2 separate regions of the Mus musculus genome follow, and region 2 is linked to region 1. The links are chromatin loops, found by intact Hi-C in ENCODE. Cell type or tissue: heart. All regions are shown on one strand. Links, peaks and the distances in the headings refer to the core of each region. The heading gives the core; the rest is flanking DNA.

Region 1 (8,122 bases), core at 1,527-5,526:
TCTGAAACACCTTACTCATCCACCACCTAGATTTCTCTTTTCTTTCTTTTTTTCTGTCTTTTATTTTAGGTAAAATCTTGATATACTAGGTAACACTACCTGTAATTAAGTTTTAATTGTTTTTTTTTCATTTATCATACAAAATAATGAATTCATGGCATATTTATGTTGCTTTTGCTTTATTTTGTTTGCTTGGTGTTTTCTTTGTCTTTTTCTTTTCTTTTTGTTGTTGTTGTTAGTTGGTTTTGTTTTTTCTTTTTATTGTTTTTTGGTGGTGATGATTGGTTTTGGTTGTGGTTTTGGTATTTTTTTTTGTTTTGGGTTGTTGGTTTGTTTTTGTTTTTGTTTGGGTTTTTGGTTGTTTGTTTTTGAGAGGGGCTGTTGATGCGTTTGTTTGAGGTGGTCTCATGTATGTGAGCTCAGTCTTGAGCTTGCTGTGTAGGTAAAGATGATCGTGAACTTTGGATACCCTGCTTCTCAAGCGCCACCTGCCTGGTTTTCTGGTTCTGTGGCGTTGGGGACTGAAGCCAGTGCTTCGTCCACGCTAGCTAGGCAAGCAGTCTGCCAGCTGATCTACGTAGCCAACCCAAGTCTGGAAATTTCTGAGACAGAATCTCGCTTCTTAGTCTAGACTGGCCTGGAAATCTGGGCAATCTTTCTGCCTCTGCCTACCAAACACTGGGATTGCAGTGGTGAGCCGTTATTCTCTCTCAGAGAAAAATATCTTCAGTTAGGGATAGTAACACAAACCTCTAATTCGACTACTTGGGAGGCCAAAACGGGAGGATCCTGAGTTTAAGGATAGGCCAAGGTACAGTCTTGAGACTCGAAAACAAAACCACCACCACCACCACCACAGCAACAACAACAACAACAACAACAGCAACAACAAAATCAGTACTTTTCTTCAAACTGGTATCTCCATCCTGAGTTCCCTGCATCCTGGCTCATCTGGGTGCGTACATTCAGTCCTCTGGCCGTGCCAGTTTCTTCGAGTGAGCATGGGACTTTGCTGCCCCTGTAGCATCTCTCTCTTCTTTTCTTAGTCAGCAGATGCACAGTATTGGTTCCCATGGCTCTTTAGTGCATCTCTAATTGGTCGCCTCTCACTGTGCCTGTTAAGAACTGAATTGGTGAAATAGTGAATGCTTGGAATACAAACAGTTCTGTATGGTTAGGGAGAACTAAAATGCTGATTCTTCTACGCTCTGCTCTGTGTTTTCCTCTTAAGTCTCATTGCCCTTGCCTTCATCAATCACCTCTGCTGTTCCTTCTAACCTGGGATCTTTGTCTTAGCAGGGCTGTCAATGGGATTCTTTGTTTCAATTTGAAAAGGCAGTGCAGACAAGGGTGTTGGCCTGAGCCACATCTACCTGCAGATGCCTGCATTTTGCCACATGATTGGAAGAATGCCAGCAACGCCTGTGAGATGGAGCCTCACCAAGGGTCTCGTGGGCAGATCTGGATTTGAGGCCAGCCGAAGCAAAGCAAAAGAAACAGAGAACAAGCCAGCTCTAGATGGGTAGAAACCAGGGCTGAGGACAGATATGTGATGTTCTAGGTGACAAAAATGACGAGGCTGCCGCATGGGGGTCAGGGGGCAGAATAGGGAACATTTCTCCCATTAGAGAACCATGCAAGGGATGGGCTTGCGTGCCTAAAATCCCGGCTCTCTGGAAGCTGAGTAAGGAGGAGAGTTCCGGGTCGGCCTGGGCTACTCAGCAGACTCATGGGCCTGGGGTCGGGGCTAGAGGAAGCATATCTTCAGAACTTCCTGGAGTTTTTAAGAGTGTTGCAAGCTGATGTGCTCTTCCTAGTGTTGGAATCCCAGGGTATACAGACTCTCTACAGACCTGACTCGTTAAGCTGCTGAGGGCAGATTTCTTCATACATCTTAATCTATGAGGGTTTTTAAAGAAAAGGGTTTGTTCTGTTGTAACACTTTAGGCACAGCCAGGAAGTGCTGTATCATCAAGATACACCCCTAGCTAAAATATTCTAATATATGTGTTTGTAGAGGTGGGGGGGGGGACAGTAAGTGAAAATGTGTGCCCACTAGTGCCCCTAGAACCAAGAGCTTTGGATGCCCCCTGGAGCTGGAGTTAGAGGAGGTTATAAGCTGCCTAATGAGAATGCTGGGACTTGAACTTGGGTCCTTAGCAAGAGCAGCAAGCACTCTTAACTACTGAGCCAACTCTCCCGCCCCTAAAACAGTTTTGTTTTGTTTTGTTTTTTAAACTTCACTTCTTAGTTGGTGGGCACAGACACACACTTGTAATGCCAGGATTCAGGACGGTTTGGCAAGAACATCTTGAGTTCATGGCTGTCTTCGGCTGCATGATAAGAACCTGTCCTACACATACACAACCACTTATTGACCTTAAGTTTACACTGTAGTAGGTCCCCCACTCACTGTGTGCTAGGTCACCCATTCTTAGCACAGCGCTAACTTCAGTCCTGCCTTCCCTTTTCCCATCCCGAGGAGATTCTGGAGGTATTTTTCCAGGGTGAGGCCGCGCCACACAATCACAGTTACTATTGACCTGGATCCAAGTGCATTGCTGTTCAGTCTGGGAAGCTCAGAGAGCAAGATGCGCTCACCATGCAAGCTTTACAATCTGAGCTCTTCCCTGGGGTCCTGAAGAGGTGAAAGGAGAGAACTCGTTCTGTATGGCTATCCCCTGACCTTCACGCATGCGCGCCCCCCACCCACACAAATTAATAATGCTAAATAAAAACATCCAGCCTGGCCTTATGTTCTGGCATATCCCTTTAGTTTCAGCACTCCGATAGCAGGGATGGATGAGTTCCAGACCAGCTAGATCTATATAGGGAGTTCCAAAGCAGGCCCTTAAAAAGGTTGGTCAGAAAAAGATAGACCTAGGCCCCTGTAAGGGACAACAGCAAATCCAGGTCAATAATAATAATTAGGAGAGACGATCTTTGGGAAGTTGCAGAAGATCTTTGCTGGTGATGACAAGGGGGCAGCTTGCAGGAGGCCACTGAAAATCACTCAACTGTCCTTTGCCATCTGCCAGCCTTTACCCTCCTCCCCGGGGCAGAGTCTCCAAGTTTCCTCCTTAGCTCCTGACCTGGGAGAACCTAAGGCTGATGGAAGGAGATCAAGGCCACAATGCCAGGTAGCCCGTGGGGTTGCTCTGTTGCTAGTCTCACTCCTTAAGCTGGGCAGCGAAGACTGACAACCACAGTGAGAGCAAGTTAGGAGACAGTCTCCCCCCTGTGGTGGAGACAAGAACTGCACATTTCTCCAGGGCTCCCACCAGCCAAGCAGTTTTCTTGGCCATGGGCATTGGGAAAGCTTCAGATTCCCTACCAGTCAAGAGGGTTTGGGTACAGTCTTTCATGACTCACCGGACAACTGGAAATCCACTGTAAATGGTTTGTAATTTTAGGAGCCAAGCTCCAGTAGGAGATTTGGGGTTACCTGTGGTTTATTGTGGGTCTTGGTCATATTCACTGCCTTGCGGGCTACGTCCTTTCTGTTTGCTCTGTCTGCCTTCCTCAATGTTGTATCTCTATTATGCAAGGCTAAAGGGGGGTATATTATGTTGTAGATTATAATGGCCACCCCTGGAGAAGGCAACCAACCCAGTGATGATGGGGCACCCCAGCCATTGGCGCAGCTGCAGAAGCTTGAGCCTCGGGTGGTCCGCAGACGCCTGTCACAGGCCCGCCATCGAGCCACCCTGGTAGGGCTCTTCAACAACCTAAGGAAGGCAGTTTACTCCCAGTCTGATATCACAGCCTCAAAGGTACAGGGACTTGGGGATAGTGAAACATGTCTCCACATGATAGGACTGTAAAGTAAGGACTGGCCAAGAGCTGCCAGCCCTGCTGCCCATAGGAAAACTGTCAAAGCCCGGCTTCTCTGCCAGCATCCTAGCAGCCTGACCTGAGAGAGGAAATTATGGGCTGGAGGGAGATCATGTGGTTACTTGGTGGGCAAGAGTCATCCCCCAATGGATGCTCTGGGACCCTGTATATCTATCTACACACACACACACACACACACACACACACACACACACACACACACACACCATATACATATGTACAATACCAATACTAGAAGTGAATACACACTTGGCACTCATATGCAGGCTCAGTATGCCTGTATCTCAAGGCACACATTTATCTTTTCCTACCCTTTTTGTTTCTTGTTGATGCTGATGTTTGAGGCAGTCTCCATGTAGCCCAGGCTGGCCTAGAACTTTCCAGAGAATAGACCCTCCTTGAAATCACACCCTCCTGCCTTTGCCTCCCCGGGTGCTAGGATGATGTTAATCGCACCAAAGAAAGTAAAGGCCATCACCCCAGATTCTTTGGTCAAATTAAACAAGCTTTATTTTCTATCTGTTAGGGCTGTCTCCCCCAAAAGTGAGGTTTGGAAATACAGCATTGAACACAGGAGAGGGAGGGTAGAGTTTATACAGTCCAGACTAGGGAGGTTTCAAGGGGATTTCCAGAGGAACTTTGGTTACATCGGAACTTGGCCGAACATTTTTAAATTATTTGGCAGAGCATCTAATCAGAGTATAATCAAGGTGTGAGTCCAACTCCACGGGAAGGGGAAGATGTCAAATTTCAGAAACAGGTTAAAGCACAGTCAAGTTGAATTGTTCAGGAAGTAGAAATGAACTTGTTCTGACCTATGACAAAATGGCTTAAAATGGAGTCAGGTTGGTCCATCAGATGACAGGTGTGTACCACACAGCTCTTTCTCTTCTCGGTTATCTTTTTTAGCTGCTAATTAACAATACATTAATGAATTAATTATTGTCCAGAGACTGGAGAAAGGCCTGGTAAGTGGGGTGTTGGTAGAAGAAATCAAGTTAATAATGGTGAGAGCGTTACAGGCAGGCACAGTGGAGAGTCCCTGTATTTCCTCATGTCTTAACAGAGGCTGGAGGAGGAGAGGAAGGCAGAGAGGAGAGGGGAGGGGAGACACTTACCCTCTGGTAGAAGGCAAGGCCAAAAAAGTTCCCACTCCAAGCCTGACTCTTCTCACATCTCCCTGCCTGAGCTCTTTATGCCCGGGAACCCGTTCCCAGCTGGTTGGTTTCCTTCCGAGGATGGCGCCTTCAGCAAAGCAACAACCAGAGCCTTTTACTTTTCTGTGACTAGAATTGCCAGAGGATTCCCAGTTTGGGGTGAGGTAGGAAGACACCTTAGAAGAGCTCCTGAGTAGGCCTAGGCTTCTGTGGAAATTTGAGAAGGGTAGCTCCTGACCATTTGGTACAGGGCTCCAACTGATACCTGTACTGTTTCCAGCTGCAGGAGTCCCCCCCACAGACCCCCTACCTGCCCTTGGAAAAGGTGAGGGGCTGGTGAGTAGCGAAGGAAAGCCAAGTTTGGGATTGCAGGGTGAAAGAGTGGGGTCCCTACTGAGAAACAGAGCTCAGAAGAGAAAATTTCACGCCTCTGCTGGCTTCCGGCATCTTTCACCCATCCCCGCCGTCCCTTGGCTTGTAGTGATGGCGGGAAATTCCGAATTCAAATCCACAGAACATTTGCTATTTTTAGATATGTTTAGATAACATAAAATATTTTAATTATTTTCTTCTTTTTTGTCTTAAACAGGGTCTCGTGTATCTCAAGGTTGACCTTGAACTCAATATGCAACTGACATTGAACTCCCGAGATCCTCTGCCTCTACCTACTGTGTTCTGGGATTATAGGCATATGCCTGTAGCTAGCTACATAGCGAGCTATATACCTAGCTACACAGAGTCTATGAATTCAGCAAATAAACATTTTGAGAAAAAGATACTGAGTTGCACATGGTCACAACGTGAGCAGAAGTCTAGTGGGCCTTTGTGCAAACCTGGGGTTGACATTCAGTCTGCTGATCCCCCGTGTCATAGTGCCCCACCCGCAAGCAGCCTGTGCACACATCTGTGACGCTACAGCTGCTGCCGCTGGGGTCGTTTTCTCAACACATCTTATTCCCACTTTGGTATTTCAGTGAGCTTCCATTTATAGAATGCAAACATGTCCCCATACATTCTGTGCACTGAGACCAACTTCCTATCCATTCCACAGACAAGGCCAAGGATGGGACTTGCGGGGGGGGGGGGGGTGTCGGGGGGCAGGGAGTATGGCCTCAGTGTGACAGGGGTTTCCTGGGCCCATAGAGAAAAGGGTTCCAGCAGCAGTGAAAGACTGTCTTTTCAACAATGTCTGTCTGTGTCCTCAGTGGCAGGTACTGAATAGGACAAAGATTCATATTCAGGAACAGGAAGAAAGCCTGGATAAGTTGCTGAAGCTCAAAGGCAAGAGACCCCTCCCTAGAGACGGCTGCCTTGGGCTTTCCAGGGAAGGCAGAGATGCATGTTAGGAACCTACCGTGTGTCTGGCCCTGTGCTTCAGCCATAGCTGGTCCCCCACCCCAGGGAATTTGCACCCTGGCAGCATGGGCAAGGGTCCCCAGACTCTGTGGGTTCAATGGGTTCCCTAATGGGACACAGCTAAAGGCATCGGACCTCAGCTTTAGGGCCCAGAGAGGAAGTAGACTAGTACTTGACCTGACTCTCTCCTCATGCCTTGGAGGAGAAGTGGGAAATGGCTCTGCATGCTCTAAAGCTGGGAGGGTCTGGGATTTCTGTGCCTCCTCCTGGGGTCCCTGAACTAGACAGGCAGGAGAGACCCAAAGGTCTATTGTTTTTTGGTTTTTTGGTTTTTTCTCTCTTTATGACTCTTGCTCTCCTGTCCCCGATAGCATCCTTCAACCTGCAAGATGGGAATCCCAACAGCTTAGAGGAGGTCAAGGAAGAATATGCCAGAATGTATTCCGAGAATGACAGGTGAGACCTGGCAGATACTGGAGCCTGGAGCCTGCAGCGCTGTGTGACAGCAGCCTCCAGGGAGCAAGGCCATCAGGGTTGCTCTCACTACTTACAGCTGTCCCATTCCTTACAGCCTTAACCTTCCTTCATCCTCATGACCTGCCTTGGGTAGTCTTCCTAAATGATGCGTGCTTATTACAGAATTTAGAAAAAAATGTGGGACTGTGTATCATCTCACCTCTCTGAAAATTCACGTTAACTCTGATGGATGTCCACCCATCTGATAACTTTATGGTTTTCACACTACTTTAGAGAGTGTTTACCCATATATCTTGGCAAGTGTGTACACATGTGTGTTATGCTTGTATACATATGTGTGTGTGTATGTATATATACATATTATTATAGTATTATTATATAGTTTATATATTATATATTATATATTATATATTATATATTATATATTATATAGTATTATGTGGAAGACTATGCTGACATTGTAGTCAAGTTTGAACAGGGAGACTGGTTTGGGAAATGTCTTTCTATGTTTGCCCCACTCTTAGTCACTTTCCTCACCACTGTGACCCAGGCACCCGAGAGACCCCACAAAGGAGGGAGCACGGTTTTGCTCACAGTTGCAGAGTTCAGTCCATAGTTGCTTAGCTCCACCGGCTTGAGCAGGATATCATGGCAGCAGAAATGTGGAAGGGGAGGGCTCTTCAGCTCACAGAAGACAGGGAGCAGAGAGAGGGATAAGAAGGGGTCAGGGACAAAGCCCCACCCCAGTGACCTATGTCGTCTAGCTAGGATTTACAATCTTATGTGTCCAGGGTGTTCCAAAATAGTGCCACCAACAGAACAAAGCCCTCACACATGAGACTTTTCGGGGGAAGGGGGACTTCACATGTAAACTCTAAGTGAAGTCAAGTCTACATTTAAGTTTTTCACTGCTGGTGTTTTGTGTGCATGGAGTGTGGGTATATTCTCTGCCTGTGTTGTGGTCAGAAGATGACATAATGCCCCTTTCTCATGCATGGAACCTGCAGGCCCCAGACTACATCTTGTACTTGAGGGGCAACCGTCAAGCCCTTGTCTCCACTGGACCCATGGCATGTCAGTCTCTAATGGCATGATATAGGTCCAGGTGGGCCTCTGATGAGACCCAGAATGCAAGTCACGTCTTCCCCCACATCAGAGAGGGCTGTGATCGATTGGCTGTTATAGCCCACCAAAATCTATGACGTTACGGTATTGGTCAGGTTTTTTTTTTTTTTCTTTTTGGTATGAACGCTTAGAACGTTCATTTTGTTCTCTGT
Region 2 (8,122 bases), core at 2,504-6,503, 150 kb before region 1:
GTCTGTTTTAAAAAAGATGTATTGTTGAGATATTGCTTTTTTTCTATGCTGATTCATACCTAAATTGGCTGATTACTTTAGCTGACAGTGGTACTGACTTTTTTTCAGGTTAGTTGCTTTGTGGATTTCTTTGGTAGTGATAGTAGACTGAATCACATTTAGATAACCCAACTATGTAATGAATGTGCATACGTGTAAACAGACACACTAATGGTAGATTACTCTTTCATGTGCTAGACTATTATATTTCATAGTATGTCCTTGTAACTAACTGATATCACAGCTTTTGAAGATTAAGGATCACAATAGTATATTAATATTTCATATTTGCCAACAGAAATATGGAGTTAGGTATAGCTATGTTTTCAATGCCCAATGACTTATAAGAAAAAAAGTATTGGAAAAAAAAAGAGAATACAAGTGTCAAAATTGGTTGAAATTTCTTATAAGACATAGTATTTAGTTTATAATTGAGGGCAGTCTTGAAGTCCAGTGTGAATTTTATTAAGTCTACAATCTGGACAAAGCTCAAACCCTGCTTATTTGCGACCGTGATGTTCACCCCCACCCCCACCCCACGTCAAAAAGTTGACCTGTATTATATCTAAGGTGTCTCCTTCTCTACCACTTAGAACCAAGCATTTTGGTGACTAGTGCACAAATTAGTATTCATGTAGATGTCTAAAGAAAGACCAACTTTGCCTCCTGTAGAAGCAGGCAGGTAACGTGAGCAGAAGCATGGCAGTCCTATCTTTATGTACTCACACTCTTTAAATTAAATGTTTCCGCCTTTATTAGTCAGTTGGTACGGTCATAAGTTGATAACATCTTGAAATTTGAATTTTTTATGTAAATTTTAGTAGTTTTACTCCCCCCTCCCACCAAGGCTCTTTAAGGAACTCATCATTCATATATCAGATCCTATTTTAGCTTACGTCTTTATTCTTCCCAATAGATAAAAGTACTCTAGTGTCTTACAAAAATGTTCTTATCTAGAACATTCTATGCATACAGCGTCATTGTACAAACTCATACCTCAGCTGACTTAACCAAAATTATCTTAGTCTCCACTCCTTCCACAGTAGGAGAGCCTCTAACATTTCCAATCCACAGATTTCTTTTCAAGAGGAAAGGGTTGGCTTGAGGGTTTTTCAAGGGTTGGCCTTGAAAAAGTCTATCTTTCTCGTGAATTAGTAAGAGTTAGTTGGATTCCCTAGCTTTTAGCAAACTTGGGCCAAAGGAAGAAAAGCCACTAAGACTGCACAAGTCATCTACCCCCGACAGAGTAGACACAAGTCTATGGTAAGACGAACAGAGTGCACATGGCACACCCATGAAAATGACTTCCATCGTTGGAGTACAATGGATCAAAGTTCGATCTTAGGCAGATGCTGAGGGATCATGCTCATGTTAATGAGGCCTTCTCTTGCTATATCTTACAGGCTTTTTGCTTGTTGTTTTTGCTTTTAAGAACGTTCAAAGTTGTGAGATGACTGTTTTGATCCTAAATTTTATTCCAACATTTGGATGACGATGAGTTTTAGGGTAGATTTTTCTCCGTTTGGATTTAACCTTTGAAGAAGCAAATTCCTCCTCTACTTGTTTGATTACAGCTCTCTGTTATCTTTAAGAGAGGAAACTGCAAGCTGACTAGCATGTTCTGTGAATCTGCCATTGTTAAAAAACCTTATAAACACTTAATATTTTTCACTGATAATTGATCGCTGCAATAAAAATATATTGTGAAAATGCATCCACAATAAATGGAATTCTTCCAGATGTCTCTGTCTCGTGCATTCTTTGATGCTCTAATTGATTGTGAGAACTGTGGCTATAATAAAGAGAACAGGGCAAAACACTTGCACTTCACATTGAGGGTTGGTTTCACTCTCTAAAGGAAAAAACAAACAAACAAAACAAAACAAAACAAAAACATTGAGACAGGATTTCATGTAGCCCAGGCTGGCCTGGAACTCATTATGAAGCCAAGAATGACCTCGGACTCCTGTCCCTCCTGCCCCCACCTCTCAAGTGCTGAGATTACAAGTGATTGTTAGCATGGTTGCCACAGCTGAGATTACAAATGATTGTTAGCATGGTTGCCACAGTTCATATTTAAAACAGTTCTTACTACAGGGACTTTTCTAACCAAATATTCAAAAATACTCGGAAGTGGACAGCTGACAGAACATTTTAAAATTTCTCCTTCAAAATAAGAGTAAAAGCTAGGTCTGGCAGTATGAGGGTGAGATCTGGGCACTTGCTCCAGAGGCTGGAGGAGGCATGGGTATTTGTTCATTGTATCATTCCCAGCTTTCTAGTCTGTGCGTTAACTCATCCATCCCAGCTCCACAGAGAATACTGACCATTTACTTCATTCCACTCCAGACTTAATAGCAGAACTTTGCTGTGGCGTGTTTTTGTAAAATATGAACATCATAGGTCTGGATGGGCCCCGAGAGCCTGCATTTCAAATGATTCTGTGCTGGCTTTGTTGTTTTGCAGACCGTGCTTTGAGAGCCCAGCTCTTCCTCCCCCTCTTCCCCCTTTCCTGTCCTTTCCTCCTCCACTTTTTCCCAGAACATATGCTTCTAACATTGAACAAATGAGAGCACTCACTAGGACCAACCCTTAAGCTCAGAACACTGTCAGACAGGTGGTGGTGTATTCCTGTCTACAAGAAAACTGTGGCACGGAGTTTTATTTCAGGCCACCCAACTAGGTACTGTAGTTTCAGTTTCAGAGTCTACACTTAACCTGCTATGCCATTGGTTCTCAAACTGGAGGTAAGAACAGGATGACCTACTAGACTTGGTAAATAGACTAGTCTGTCCCTTTCTGATTCCATAGGTCTGGGTTGGAGCCTGAGGATTTACATTCTATAAAAAGCACTAACAAACAATGCCACTGGTCCCAAGGGGATATCTTGAAATCCCATGGGGATACCTTGAAAGGCACTGTGTTATGTCAGAAGAGAGTAGTGGCTGGAACCTGCCCCCTCATGTAACATGAGTGAAATACAGGTAATTACTTAGAACTTGACATGTTCTTCACCCTTTTAATCCTTTCAATAATCCTACAAGACAGGCACTAGTAATAGTATCCCCATTTTGCAGGTAAATGAATTGAAGCATAAAGAACTTTTAAAACATGCCAACAGTTGGTGAGCTGTTAAGTCACAAGAGAACTGACCACCAGTAGTAGATTCCTAGGCCCACGCTCTTAATTACTACACTTCTGTCACAACAGATTATTGCTTATAAATTTGGCTTGAAGACAGCTGTGTGTGTGTGTGTGTATGTGTAGTGTAGGGGGAAGAAAGCTGAAGTTGCTCTCCTCATGAAGTCCACAGACAAGTGTGTGTGAGATCAAACAATAGACAGTAACTTGACCAGGTAAAATCATCTTTGGCCCCTTAGCCCCAGGATGTCTTAATCTCAACAAGAGGCAAAAATCTTGAAAAAGAGAGGGAGGAAAGGACGGAGGGAGAGAGAGAGAGAGAGAGAGCAAGCAAAGCCAGCTGAGTCTTGGTTAGCTGCTGAGTGGAACAGATTTCAAGATGTGAGCTTGGAAACACTGTGAGGTTTGGCCCTTCGTGCAAGGAAGGTACAGACAGGTACTGGTCTAGCCTCTGGCTCCCAGTTCCTAGAATGGCTTCATCAATTCAACTGGGTGAAAAGACCTCAAAGTTCCCACAATAACTAACTTCTATGATGTCATAAAGAATGAATGCTTTGGTCACCTTGTTTCCTTATCTAGATGTTTAATACATTCCACATGGCAAATTATTCAAAAATAAGTTACAGTCCTAACATAGCTTACACTTTTGCCACTTTACCAAGATGGCATTTTGCTCCTGATTGTCTGCCCTAGTGACTGTGCCTTTCGGGATAATACAGGTATGTATTTACATATTCTTTTTCTCTCTTATTTTTTTTTTTTAAGCATTGGGATTCCTACTGTCACGTGAAAGAAGAGGGAATTACTGCAGGCTCCATCTGCCTCCTGAAGGAGGAGTCTGTCCAGTAGCTTTCAGTGGTGGGATCACAGAGACCGGAGCACAACTCAGTACATCTTTGAGAACTTTTTTTTTCCATTTTTTATTAGGTATTTAGCTCATTTACATTTCTAATGCTATACCAAAAGTCCCCCATACCCACCCACCCCCATTCCCCTACCCACCCACTCCCCCTTTTTGGCCCTGGTGTTCCCCTGTACTGGGGCATATAAAGTTTGCGTGTCCAATGGGCCCATCTTTGAGAACTTTACTCCAGGCTTTATTATCATTTTAACTTAAGAACAAAGAATTCAATTTCCAGTGTGTGCTCCCGTCTAAAATCAAAATTAAAAAAAAAACTTAATTAAAAGTGGAAAGCCCATGGACGTTGGAGAGATGGCTTAGAGGTTAAGCGTATTGTCTACTCTTCCAGAGGTCCTGAGTTCAATTCCCAACCATCACGTGGTGGCTCATAATCATCTGTAATGAGATCTAGTGCCCTCTTCTGGTCTGAAGACATATATGCAGGCAGAACAACCCGAGTTCAATTCCCAGAGTCCAGGTAAAGGAAGAGTGGGCTTAGTACTACTGGTTGTCTTCTGAGCTCCACATGAACTGTAGCATGCATGCCCCTATAAATGCAATACAAACAATGTTCTAAAACTTTAAAATGTTTTAAAGCAAATGCTTCTAAGGCGATTTTAACTTTAGCTGGAGGAGAGGGGATTCCATATGATGTGTCTTTAAAGTGACACTAACCACAGCCAGCATGTCTCTCCTGGCCTCAGCACTTGCACCAGCGAGGTCTTCTCTAGTCAACCACGAGGTTTAGTCTCTTGTTCAAATGCTACCTGGGCAGAGGGCTTCCCTAGCCACCTCACATTAAAGAACTACGCTGCCAAGCTACTCGACCCCAGCACTGCTAAGCTTTCTTTCCCTCCATAGCAACTTTCATCTGCCTGGTTCTATTATTGTCTTCTCCCATTAGGATGTAATCCCCATTAAAAAACTCTGCAATGGCCTTTCACGGTCAATAGTCTCTGATGTAAAACTAACCCGTAAAGGTCAGGTGAGTAATGAATGAATGTGACTTTTCAAAGCTTTGAGAATTTCTAAGTAATTCTCTTATGCACTAATAGCATTCTCTATAAATATTTGTTGACATATGTTAATGTGCATAGTTGGGCTGAATATACATACATACATACATACATACATACATACATGATTTAAGTCCTATCTTTGCCTCTTCCCTATCTGGCTGGGATGTTTCTTGGAGCTCCATCTTGTGAACCTGACAGCCTATAGCCTTTATCCATGAGTAAAGAGAAACAAAACAACAACAACAACAACAACAACAAAAAACAATAGATTCCATATAAAACAAACTGGCTTACCCTATTTACTGTCCAACAGCACAATACCACCAGCGGGGGATGTTTTAAGAAAAGTCTAGCTTGACTGTGATTCTAGTGGTACAAGCCAAGGGAACACATTTGGTGACGGACTTGCAGGCAGAGAGTCCCAAGTGACCAAATGGTACCCCTTAGCAGAAACTGGGAGTGGGTGCCCTCTGTTGTCCTATAGAGCCACTAAGTTTTAATTATGAGAACTCCACGCCGATGGTCTCATTCATCTTACTTACCCCTGAACGGCCCCACATATAAACAGAAGTAGGGTTATGTTTCTGTTCTTACATATCCACAGGAGCAAGTAAATTTCGGTACTGGAGCTTTGAGGATACCCTCAAACCAGAGAGTCTCTGAGCATTGTCTCCGTTAGTGATATACACATGGCATAAAACCAAGCACAACTAACTATGAAGACTAGTTTTCAAACAAGTGTGATCAATGGCACACTTCATTTCCTCAGGCCAATGCCCAAAGAAACAGAAAGTCTCAAGGTCTGACACAAACACATTCCCAGAAAGTTAACAAATCTAGAGATGCTAACCCATTTCCATGCTGAAACTGAAGCGCTTAATGCGAACCATGAGGGCACTGAACACCTCCTCATTCTTTTTGTCTATATGGGTTTTTCTTTTATTAACTTTACTTGGAAAACTGTTCCAACTGTATTATCCACCAAAGTGAAAAGTGACCAACAAATCAGGGTTAAATATACACACACAAACACAGATCCTAAGACTGCTGTGGGGGTCTTATTGACTTAAATAAGGCAAGGTGGGAGATTTGCTTTGTGAAAGTGTTGGCTAACAAAGAATTTCTAAGCTGATGAAATTTTTGAGAATTTACCCTTATACATATAACCATGACTCCTCCAAATCAAGTATTTTAAGTCTCACTTCCAGAATAAGAATGAATTATAATTGTGCAAAATAGAACTCAACCTTTTAACTTCAAATAAATTAGTTCATTTTTATTAATAAGGTTCAGTTCAGAAAATTAACTTGCCCGTGGTCATCAGGTTGTTAAAAGTCAAGGGGGGCTCTAGACACAAGCCTTAAACTGTATGTTCTACTGCCTTCTCAGCGCAGGCACCTAGCAAACAAGTTATAGTCACTCAGAACAAACTGCAGTCGCATCTTCCCCAGTGCTAAACTCTCCCTCCTGCAATGCTCAAACCGGTCCATACCATAAGCCAAGCCAGGAGTTCCCATCATCCCCTAGCATCAATGTCTCCCGCCAAAAACCTCACCACCTTCACAGCTGTCCCTAGGAAGAAATCACTAAAGCTCCCCAAAGTCTCGCGAGAGTACAGCCGTTGCCCTGGCAACAAGCGGCCTGCTCTCTCAGCGACCGCTGAATTTCGATGGCATTTGCTCTGACCCTGTCGTCGCCCGGTGCCTGGGGGACATCCTAAAGTATTCTCCCGGCAGGGGTGGGACGACCGGCGGACTTGAAGAGGCCCAGGGAACGAGGCGGGCGGCGGACGCGCCGCTTAGGCAGCGGGGAGCGGGGGAAATGCGGCCCTCGGCGCGGGACGGCGCGGGGCCCGCGTGAGTGAGGAGGCTCCGCGCGGGTCCCGCCCCGAGAGAAGGCCTGGCGCGGCCGCACGCCCCCCGCTCGCCGCTTCGGGCGCGGACCGGCGTCCGCGGGCTTCCGGCGCCTAGCGCCTGCACGCCTCGTCCGCGCACGTAAGGAGCTGCCGCCGGGCGTCCCGGCGGGTTGTCGTAATTTCGAGCCGTCATCCGGGGCTGAAGCTTCGGTCTCCGCCCCGAGATGTCACCTAGAAACCGCTCTCTCGACTGCAGTTGGCGTTTATGATGAAGCTTCGCGAGGCCTTCCGCGCCGTCCGCGCCCCCGAACGCGCTCGTCTGTAGACGTCAACCGGGGGCTGAGAAGGTGTTTGTCGGCGGTGGTCAAAAGGCTCGCTTTTAGAGAGAACCAAACACCAGTAGTTGTGAAATTGGTAAATTCTTTTGGTGTCCTCCAAAGTGTAAAAGCTTGGCAAGGATGATTTCATTGCAAATAAGAAAAGAGGAAACGTATACCTAAAACTGTATTATCCCCAAAGGCACAATCACTGGCATGTGTAGCAGGAGGAAAATGTCATTTTAGTAAAATGCCAATTTCAGGCTTGCCTAGAAGCAACAGTGGTCATCTCCAGCCGGACCTTCTGGTAGCTATTCCAATACAAATGGTGTCATTGGCTTTAAAAGTTAAATATACAGTAATGATCACGGTTAAAGAGAAACTTAAGTTATACACACTGAAGCTCGGGTCAACTGAAAGTTCAAGAGAAAGGGGAAAGTTTTTACACTATTGCTACATTTTATTGTCTGAATAATTATAACTTTTCTTGTGTACTTTTTAATGCGTGAAGACAATCCCCATTTACTATTGCAGTGTAGTGTTTAGTTATGAATATAAAATGTAAATGGCCTGGCTATATACTGTGGAAGTTTTTCAACTAAATTATTTACGTGATTTGTCTCTCTTGTTTCAACAGATTTTTTAAGTTTTATTTTTGTTCATAAAACATACTGACAGGTTATAAATATATCCCCCTTCATCTCTTCTAAAATTCACACCCCCATTCCATATCCACTCATCATCTTAAATTTTTTATTTAATTAAAATATAATTACATCATTTATCCCCCTTCCAACCCTCTCAGATACATATCCTCTTTTGCTATTTATTATCATTGTGTGTTTAAATA

What was found. Peaks named below come from ENCODE experiments on the same cell type or tissue, not always from the same donor. Only the 100,000 strongest peaks of a DNase experiment are listed, where the experiment ranks them.
Region 2: a loop joins it to region 1, with 3.0 times the contacts of the local background. A loop is called at or near these places in 13 of 42 quality-filtered maps.

The regions. Positions count from the first base shown.
Region 1 is chr6:34,924,144-34,932,265 of GRCm38, forward strand. Stra8 (stimulated by retinoic acid gene 8) reads left to right here. Exons shown (of 9, transcript NM_009292.2): 2 at 3,576-3,773; 3 at 6,218-6,293; 4 at 6,740-6,824. The coding sequence starts at 3,582. Among named protein-coding and RNA genes, the nearest start is that of Stra8, 7.3 kb to the left of the region's middle. In heart, for the core only: a CTCF peak has its summit at 3,247; a DNase peak (open chromatin) is centred at 3,178.
Region 2 is chr6:34,773,691-34,781,812 of GRCm38, forward strand. It overlaps Cald1 (caldesmon 1), which reads left to right. Exons shown (of 14, transcript NM_001347100.1): 14 at 1-1,779. It overlaps Agbl3 (ATP/GTP binding protein-like 3), which reads left to right and starts at 6,742. Exons shown (of 20, transcript NM_001289656.1): 1 at 6,742-7,369. In heart, for the core only: a CTCF peak has its summit at 4,503 (motif pointing left); no DNase peak of the experiment used is centred there; H3K4me3 peaks cover 137 bases; H3K27ac peaks cover 254 bases.